2 separate regions of the Homo sapiens genome follow, and region 2 is linked to region 1. The links are chromatin contacts, found by Hi-C or POLR2A ChIA-PET in ENCODE. All regions are on one chromosome and are shown on one strand. The core of a region is the stretch at or near the end of the contact, and the rest is flanking DNA. Distances in the headings are between cores, read along the strand shown. Region 1 holds the start of KRTAP21-3 (keratin associated protein 21-3). Region 2 holds the start of KRTAP7-1 (keratin associated protein 7-1).

Region 1 (5,088 bases), core at 747-3,246:
AAAGAGAAAAAAAAAAAAAAAAAAAGTAAGAGCTAAATAAAAACAGGGAAATCCTTAGAGTTCGGTTGCTCTAGTAATTTTTATGTACTCCATGAATTCCAACAAAAGCATGAGACCAAAAAAAAAAAAAAAAAAGGAAAGAATAATAAAATCAGATGACTTAATTTGGAGGCTGCTACCTCTCAAAAGTTAGCATAGATGAAGCATTACATTGTTTGCTGCAAAACAACATACATAAGGAGTCATTTGCCAACAAAAACAAAATCCTATTATTACGTATCATGCTACATGCTAAGTATACTATCTCATTAACTATGGCAACAGTCCTCTGACATCAGTGTTTATAACCTTTTTGTTTGAATGGAAGAGGAGACTTATGAAATATGAAGATTAAGAAGTTTTCTGACACATGCACAGCTAGGAATGGGAACATTGGCATCTAATGTCACTCTCTGTTGCCCCAAAGCCTGTGCTTTTTAAGAAAGAGAAATGTTGTGACTACACTTTGCCATAGAGGAGAATTGTTTGATATCCCCATATAAATAGTCCTAGACTCACTTTATCATACATAGCAGTCTCATAGAGCAATTCCTTCGCCACCACAGGAATGGAGTCAGGAATTTTTTTTTTTTTTAGATGAGTCTCACTCTGTCACCGGGCTTTCTTAAATAATTTTATAATTATGTAACAAATATAACTGAAGAAAAAAACAACTGATTTTTGACTTTGATTTTGAGAGAGAGAAAGATATGAGGAGAAGTAGAAGGAGGAGGAGAAGGGAGAAGAGGAGGAAGAGGAGAAGTAGATGCAAGGTGATGAACAGGGAAATAGTGTAAGAATGTCATTTCTATTTCAAGTGGAATGTTAGGCAAAGTCTCCTAAGGAGTTCATATTAACCAGAATCCCAAAAAAAGTGACAGAACTGTCTATGAGAATGTTTGAGAAAAGGCCGACGGAATTAGAATTAGAATCATTGTGTTCGTGTGTGTGTGTGTGTGTGTGTGTGTGTAGCCAAGGCGGGTGGATTATAAGGTCAGGAGTTCGAGACCAGCCTGGCCAACATGGTGAAACCCCGTCTCTACTAAAAATACAAAAATTAGCCAGGCGCGGTGGCGGGTGCCTCAATCCCAGCTACTTGGGAGGCTGAAGCAGGAGAATCACTTGAACCTGGGAGGCGGAGGTTGCAGTGAGCCAAGATCGCGCCACTGCACTCCAGCCTGGGTGACAGAGCGAGACTCCATCTCGAAAAAAAAAAAAAATGTTTCAGTGATTCTCTCTCCTCCTCCCTTTTCTTTGGCTGATAATAATCTACTATTCTACACTAAGGATGATATCATTCCACTTCCTTTCTTCATTTTGTATATTTAGAAGTATATCTAATTAACAGGTACATATTTATTTAATATTAAATATGTGGTGGATACTGACAATTAAATAACTCAAGTTTTATGTAGAGTAGAAAAGATAAAGAGAAAAAGAGTTATTGAAAGTTAAGAAGAAATTTCTAAGAAGCTAAGGATCAACTAATCTACATAGTGGTCTGGCTTTCAAGGGGGTAAAACATGCCCCAAATTGGTGTTGACTCACACACGCACACAAAGAGCATTTTATATTTTTCAAAATTTCAAAATAGTCATATTTTCCATCTCTCAGTGAAACCACATTATGTCTATGACTAACAGGTACTTTGAAGACAAATGGAGTTTTCACCAGATGAGTCATTTTTCTCTAACGGAGAACTATCAGGATTGAAGGTGATTAAAGCAGAACAGATCTTTGAGAAACTAAATAAGAAACAATGCTCAATGGCATTTCTTAGAAGCAAAAAATATCAGATCATCTATAACAGAATATTTATTTTCATAACAACCATAATAACCGTTACAGCCACAGTGGGTGCTGTGTATACAGCCATACCCACAACCATAGCAAGAGCCAAATCCACAGCTCCCACACACACTTTTGTAATTGAAATACATAGTGTCAGGAGATGAGAATTCAGCCAGGTAACAGCATTTCTGGAGTTTGGAACCCTTGGGATCTTTCTATATAATAAGAGGTCTGCAAAGTGTGTGCCATCCCTACTTTGCCTTCTCATTCCCACAAGAATTTATATTTAACAAGCTTGTTGTTGTTTTATTCTGTGTCCTAAGAAAGCCTCTCATTTTAGACCTTCATTTAATTCCTGCAAGTTAATCATAGACTGTAAAAAGTAATTTGTACACTCTGTATACATGTTCTCAGTGAGCCCCAAATGTACACTCCACAAATATCATGATGCTAAATCTTGCAGGGAAGTACTTCCCTCAGCTCTAACCCAAAACATTGAGAATCCCCATCCCCAGCCTCCTAGAGAAAGGAAGGGGCTTAGTGATTCCTACCTTTTCAGGTGCCACCAGTATTACCATCCAATCCACAACTGTACTACTCAGGAGAGGATAGGCATAGGAAGGCTAAATTGAGAAACATGCGTTCAATTCTATAATATTAGAATTTATTGAGAACTTTCCTAAAAAACAGAACATGACAGTAGGCACTGCTGAAAATAACATAAAAATAAAAATGAAAAACATAAATAAGACCAAGAACAGACCTTCAATGAACTCCCAGCTTAGTAAGGAAGAGAAACATTTACACAAAAAAAGTCTCAGATTGATGCGGTTAGAGAAAAAGGAAAGAGAAATCCTATGAAATAGACCTCAAAACAATCCAGACCAGGTCCACTTAGGGCCTTCATCCATGCTGGGCTTTCACCTGCAGTTTTTACAATTTAACACCCATATCTATGACTCATTCCCTCATTGCCATCAGAGTGTGTTCAAATGTCACTCAAGGAGGCCCTCCCTGAACAGTATTATTTATAGCTAGCACCCTCCCACAGATATATCTTTATTCTCTACTTAGCATTTATCAAGCCATTTATCACCATATGATAGACTTGCATTTTACTAATTTTGTTGACTGTTTTTCTCACTGGAATATAGGATATCTGTGAAGGCAGGAATTTCTTTTTTTCTTTAGGGAATAAAATAGATTTTAAAAAAGTATAATAAACTGGGGCCAAATAATAAAGAGCTTTGAATATTAAGGTAAAAAGTGTGGAATTCATTCTAAAGGTAATGGAGAACCAGAGAAGATTTTGAGCAAATTAATGGCATAATCAGCTCAATATTTTGAGATACAGAAATCACAACCATTTATCCAGTGTACTTAGTAATGTCCTATTTCTTCGAAACCATTATTTGCTAAATTATTCTCTTGAGCAAAGATCTTTCCTTGAGCACTAGCCATGGTTGCATTGAATTTGTGGCATTTTATTTTCCAATTATGTTTCCAGGAACACTAGGACTGGGAGGTATTAAAATGTATTCCAAGAAATAGAGTTTCCAAGATTTTAAAATGTGCTATCAAACACTATAAAATAAAAACACCTTCAGAGTATTCACAATTTACATATGCGCTGTAAGTTTTACTTGCACCTAAATGCCAGGTATTGTAGTAGGAGTACAAACTGGAACGCCATGATAGCATTTTAATTATCCTTAGGAGGACAACTGTGTAAAGAAAACCAGCTTGACATTCTTCAATAAACTAACATATTTGTGTAACAAAATAACTTTTTAAGTTGAGAAATAACTTTTAAGTTCTTTTGAAAGTTATCGTCTTAGAGTATATGTTCAAATATGAAAATCTTATGAGTGTTCAAGTTTCCAAATCACTAAAGAGACTGTTGGCGTTTTTATACAGCACAAGCAAATAGGCCACATTAAGTCAAACAGGTCATCTTTTTTTTTTTTTTTTTTTTTTTTTTGAGACGGAGTCTCGCTCTGTCGCCCAGGCCGGACTGCGGACTGCAGTGGCGCAATCTCGGCTCACTGCAAGCTCCGCTTCCCGGGTTCACGCCATTCTCCTGCCTCAGCCTCCCCAGTAGCTGGGACTACAGGCGCCTGCCACCGCGCCCGGCTAATTTTTTGTATTTTTAGTAGAGACGGGGTTTCACCTTGTTAGCCAGGATGGTCTCGAAGGTCATCTTTTAAAATAACCATTGGGTAAGCAGTTTTGCCTAGATTAAACTGAATATTTTGAAAATAAACCTTTGATGGGACTCAATTACAAAATTAGTCTCAACTCAACCTAAATATGGTATTTTCTTGCCCATGAGAGTTGAAAATCTATATTTAAGATGCTCAGTGAGGATTGAATCTTAGACAATCTGAAAAAAGCTTCTAAAATTTGGTACCTGAGCACAGTGGCTCACACCTGTAACTTCACCACTTTGGGAGGCTAAGGCAGGAGGATTACTTAAGGGCATGAGTTCCAGACTAGCCTGGGCAACATAATGAGACCCTGTCTCTACAAAATAAAATAAAATAAATTAGCAGAATGTGGTGGCACATGCCTATAGTCCCAGCTACTCAGGAGGCTGAGGTGGGAGGATCCCTTAAGCCCAGGAATTTGAGGCTGCAGTGACCTATGATCAGACCACTGCACTCTAGCCTGGGTGACAGAGTGAGATCATCTTTCTAAAAAAAATGTTTTTAATTGATACTTTATTTGAACCATCTTTTGCTGCAAATTATCCGTATTATGATGTATCATGTGTTTCTTTGCATATATGTCTCATGTTACCTATTTTAATATATGCAGTCTCTTTAAAAGTGAGAACCTTGTTATTATTTTTATTTTTTGTTTTATATTTTGCTCTGTACATTCTATACCCCTGCAAGCATCTTACTTTGTACAGGGAAATTAGAACTGCAATATGTATTTTATTGTGGATTTTTTTTTCTATCATTTCATACACTTAAGTATCTGTTCCTTTTCAGACTTTTGACTTTCATGTGACTGTAAGGAATTGTGGTTGCTATTTTTCTCTTGACCCAAAAATGCTGAGTTGCTCTGAAAAGTATTTCCTAACCATATAAGAATTCATTCGTATTCTGAAAATTTGTTTCTGCTTAATTTCCCGATTATTGATGACATATTATGTAATTATTTTCAGCTTTTCATTAGTAAAAATTCACCACATTAAGTCAAATGCAAAATTTATTGCAAATTTATTCATCTTTCCCATATTTTCCCTTTCAT
Region 2 (5,088 bases), core at 888-3,387, 110 kb after region 1:
GGACAATACAATATTTTGCACCCATAAAGCAGAGATTTAACAAGTAAAGTCAATGAACAATTAATCAAGCACCTTCTCTCAGGCAGAGGTGCAATAAATACATGATATGTGAATGAATGAGTTTTAATTCAAACATAAAGTGTTTTGCTTCAATAAAGCAGAGATTTTTCAGTAAGCAAGACAGGGAGCATTTTCTTTTTTTTTTCTTTTATTATTATACTTTAAGTTTTAGGGTACATGTGCACATTGTGCAGGTTAGTTAGATATGTATACATGTGCCATGCTGGTGCGCTGCACCCACTAACTCGTCATCTAGCATTAGGTATATCTCCCAATGCTATCCCTCCCCCTACCTCCCACCCCACAACAGTCCCCAGAGTGTGATATTCCCCTTCCTGTGTCCATGTGATCTCGTTGTTCAATTCCCACCTATGAGTGAGAATATGCGGTGTTTGGTTTTTTGTTCTTGCGATAGTTTACTGAGAATGATGATTTCTAATTTCATCCATGTCCCTACAAAGGACATGAACTCATCATTTTTTATGGCTGCATAGTATTCCATGGTGTATATGTGCCACATTTTCTTAATCCAGTCTATCATTGTTGGACATTTGGGTTGGTTCCAAGTCTTTGCTATTGTGAATAGTGCCGCAATAAACATACGTGTGCATGTGTCTTTATAGCAGCATGATTTATAGACCTTTGGGTATATACCCAGTAATGGGATGGCTGGGTCAAATGTTATTTCTAGTTCTAGATCGACAGGGAGCATTTTCTAAGTGTAGACAACATACCATTTCAAGTGCTTTTGATGGCAACTATTATTTCAAAGAATAAACACTTCATTTTTAGTACTAGTTATATGTATAATCAGAGGTGAAGAAAGTGGAGAAAATAAACCCATCTATCAAAAAAGGATAAAAAATAATATGTGATTTTAGTAGTTGGCTTCCCTTTATTGATCAAATCTTAGGAACTCTTAAAGATAGAGTTTCATAACTAAGTCTATTTAGTTCCAATTCTTCCAACAACATGAGGGGTTCAAATCTCCCCAGAGCTGAGTTCTATAAACAGTAGGAAAGGAGAAATGAACCAAAATGGAATCTTGTCACTAAGGAAAAGAGAAAAGAAAACATGTTTTAGCATTCAACAGCTAAGAAATATTCCTGTTTTATAATCAGCTTTGAGAAACGCCAACAATTGCAGTATATCTGGGTTAAATACGGGACATTTCCAGGGAGTTTTTTAAATTGAAATATCAATATAAAAATAAAAAATGGTTAGGCATCACCCTATCCTGGCTATATAGTCTGAAATCAGAATAAAATTTGGTTAAAGTCAACCATTACGGGTTTAAACTGATTGATGAATTCAAGAGCATAAAAGAGAAGTGAAATAAATAACCAGGACAAAAATATTTATGCTGAAGGAAATAGATTTATTAAGAGACTGACAGAAAATCCCCTTACTACCCACACCCAATTTGTAATACATTAATGTTGATGTAGAAGCTAATAATACATGAGCAGAGCAACCATGGGAGGCAAACTACTTTTTCACTGTTAAAATTCAAGTATGACCAAAAAAATGCATCTTGCTTCCTTTGTCTGTAGATGAGTATCAGTTCAGCACCTGAGTCCTGGGTGACTTGTCCAACAGCATCAAAGACAAAGACCACAGCAAGAAGTCAGCAAGAAGATGGAAGATGTATCACCCAAGCACATGGGAAGGTAGGAAGACAGTCATTGCTCTTCAGGTTGTTCTGTGCAGAGAATTAATTGAGAGTCCTGTAGTCACTGGAGCCATTGGTCCATCAGTAGGTGCTGTAGCCAAAGCCAGAGCCAGAGCCCCATGGCCTATAGAAGCTACCACCATAGCAGCCGCCCAGGTTGTTGATGTTGCTACCACCAAAGCTGTAGCCCAGGGAGCTGTAGCCATTGCATCCACAGCCATAGTTCAGGGGAGAGCCCAGAGGCACAACACAGTTCAAGGGGGTGGCTCTGAAGGTCCCATGGAAGTTGGTCCCATAGATAGGGTATCCTGGGAAGTAGCTTCCACAGCAGAAGTAACGAGTCATGGTGGCAGCAATTGAGAAGGATTTAGATGGATTGTGAAGGGTAAGTTACCCAAGTGTTAATGAAGGTCTCTTCCCGTACAGGGCTTTTTATACCTCAAGCTGGTGGGCACAACACATCTGTCTAAACATCTTCCCACTAATTTGCATAGGTAATCTCATTCTTTTCTAATAAAATGCTTATAAGGAATGCACAGACTCATTGCCCACATTTTTGTTGGCTTTTCTCTGTACTATTTTAAAGCCAGTGACCATGCTTGACACGCAATCGAATTCTTTTCATCAGAGTCCCATAGTTTAACTACTGTTCTTGATTGCATCATGTGAGACTCTTTAAATCCTCTGATTATAAACTCTTCCCAACTGACATAGCTAAACTAAAAAAGCTTTGGCAAGAATGCAAACACTTCAAGCCAAGACAAAGCCATATATTGAGGTCTTTTGAACATTATTTTGAAACATCAAACTGAAATTCTATAACCTCTTGAAATTCACCCATGTGCCCTTTTAAAACAATTGTATACCAACTAGTTAATGGGTACAGAGTTTCCTTTTGGAGTGAAGAAAATCATTTGGAACTAGACAATGTTGCAAAACATTTGGAATGTACTAAATATCACTGAATTGTTACCTTTAAAATGCCTTGGTTTGTGTTATACAAATTTTAACTCAAAATGTATTTTTTATTTTAAAAAGCACTGCTACACAAATCTATCCAACCAGGTGTTTTTACAGAGGCTGCAATGGTGCCAAATAATAAGTTGGCTGTGAATAACCTGCAAGTAATTTTCATCAATTTCATTTATGAGCATTCTGTTTGTTAATACATATTTTATTTTTTCATGGAGAACATACCATGTTTGCTTGTAAATCATCTTGAACATTGCCAAACTGTCTTTCTGGAGTTGCCACACTGGCGCTGAGTGGGATGATGCTCAATTTCAGAGTCATGTTATACCACACTTGCTTCTTACTGACTCCTATAAAACAAGCCTGAATGCCATGATCCATTATGAAATACCAGTTATATTTAAGGATGCAACACTTCCTTCTGCTCTTATTTTGCCTTACATAACCAATTCTCATGAAGAACGTAAACCAGGAAGGATCTGAGCTCAGCAAAGCTAAGTCTATTCCAATTCAAAGGTTTACGACATCATCTTTTTATATGTGAATCAAAGTCAGAATTCTCTGAAAGTAGAAGAAAAAACTTCCTGAATACCAATTCCTTTTTTTATTTCCATCTTAACAGACAATCACAGAGTCCAATATGCAAAACTAATCATTCCTCTCAGACATCCCTCTCTCTTTAAGATTCTATCTCTCTCAGTTTCTCTGACAGAGAGCTGCCTAAAGAATGTTCTATAAGTGGATATGATTTCTTTTATTCTACAAATTAATTAAATGTCATAAGAGTATATAGAGAAAGTTAAAGAAAAATAAGTTATAATTTCAAATTCAGTTTAACAAAAAGAATGAATTAAAATGGTAAGAGGTTGTGTCCTCAGGGTTTAAATTATATAAACTCTGTATCAGATAATCCAGAAAACTCAAAAATACGTTTGTGATTAGGAGAGGGCAGGGGTGACTAAGAATTACGCGTGACTTGAAAAATTTCACTACTGATTCTATCACACAATGACATTGGAACCTGTAATTTGTACATGCTGCCACCAGGTGGCAGTGGTATTTCAGTTACTCCGTATAAACCACAGGACTGGATTTAGGGTTCTCAAATGTAAGCAGGTAGAAGAATCTTCTAAAGAATTCGCTTGAAATTCAGAATTCCAGGAGCTCTCCTCTCCCACCACCACCTGAGATTCTGGAAATCTCTATTTGTAATGGGTATCTCAGGTAATTCTGATGAATAAATCATCCTGATAAATTCCAGGGCTGGTTTGTCATGAGAATTCAAAAAAGCTTTTGCTGGGCTGTGTGAAATTGCCCAGAGATGCTTATCTCTCATTGGCAGGAGTGTTTGGTTTCAGTCGCTGGTGACTTATTTCCCTTAACTCTGGATGATAGAGGTAATTAAAGAAAAAGCTTTAGTTTGTCCTCTTCCATTTCTTGATGCTCTCTGCTTCTTGTCTCAGGACACACCTGATTAGAAAGGGAAGGTAACAGCAATGTGTTCAAGTGTCTCCTCAGAGGTAAAACCCACCTATGTGACTGCTGGTTTTGTTACCCATAATCAAAAGAAAAACTTATATTTTCTCCTTAGCTTGTTTTCACTTTCCTATCTCTTACTAGACATACCCAGAGAAAATTATCAGCCAAGTACTCGATTGCTATTCAATGATTTTTAAGATTGATAATAACAAAAAATATCATTAAGGACTTACTCTGTGCTAGACTCTGTTCTAAAGAATTTGCACATACTACTTAATTATATATTTTACCTCTATATATAGTAAGAAGGCTTACTATGCACTATTCCAAGCATTTGACAAGTGTTAATTCATTTAATTTTTATAATGATCTTATGATGTGGGTATTATGATTCTTTATAAGAAAACCGAGTCCAGAGGGTTTAAGAGAATTACTGAAGGTCACATGGTTAATAGTCAGCAGAATCAATCTCCAAACCCATGCCATCTACCTCCAAGCCATGCTCTTAACTACTTTACTATCCTGCTTTTGATATGTCATTAAGGCTTTAAAGGGATATAGCTTCTACATGCCTCAAATCTATAATTCATTGCATTATTTTTTGAAGAACACATCGATCTAGCTTTTGCTGCTAAAAACTAGAAAACAAAAAAACAAAGGCTAGTTTTTGCTGCTATAACAGACAGACATCCAAAATTTCCATGTTCAGAAATGTATTGCCTGCTCACACTATGAATTCCTCTCACATTGGTGACTGTCTTGGATACACATCATTTTCACTCAAAAGACTCAAGCTGACAGTGCTTTGATTATCTGAAATATGACAAACAGGGGAAAATGAATGGGGCAAGCCATGGTAGCTTTTAAAGGCTCTCCTCAAGTGTTATACACCATTTCCACACTCT

What was found. A loop is a pair of places that touch in the nucleus more often than their neighbours do. ChIA-PET counts read pairs that join two places held with the same protein, here RNA polymerase II (POLR2A). Pooled maps may share reads with other maps.
Region 2: a pooled map shows a loop between it and region 1 (2.6-fold over the local background). The contact joins the promoter of KRTAP7-1 here to the promoter of KRTAP21-3 in region 1. A Hi-C loop is called at or near these places in 3 of 50 pooled maps. POLR2A ChIA-PET finds 5 or more read pairs at or near these places in 3 of 52 experiments (GM10248, H1 and activated CD4-positive, alpha-beta T cell).

Annotation. Positions count from the first base shown.
Region 1 is chr21:30,716,781-30,721,868 of GRCh38, forward strand. KRTAP21-3 (keratin associated protein 21-3) reads right to left here and starts at 1,997. Exons shown (of 1, transcript NM_001164435.1): 1 at 1,745-1,997. The coding sequence starts at 1,979. The coding sequence ends at 1,803. The region is part of intron 2 of LOC105372773 (a long non-coding RNA gene); the gene reads right to left.
Region 2 is chr21:30,827,622-30,832,709 of GRCh38, forward strand. It overlaps KRTAP7-1 (keratin associated protein 7-1), which reads right to left and starts at 2,138. Exons shown (of 1, transcript NM_181606.3): 1 at 1,418-2,138. The coding sequence starts at 2,077. The coding sequence ends at 1,814.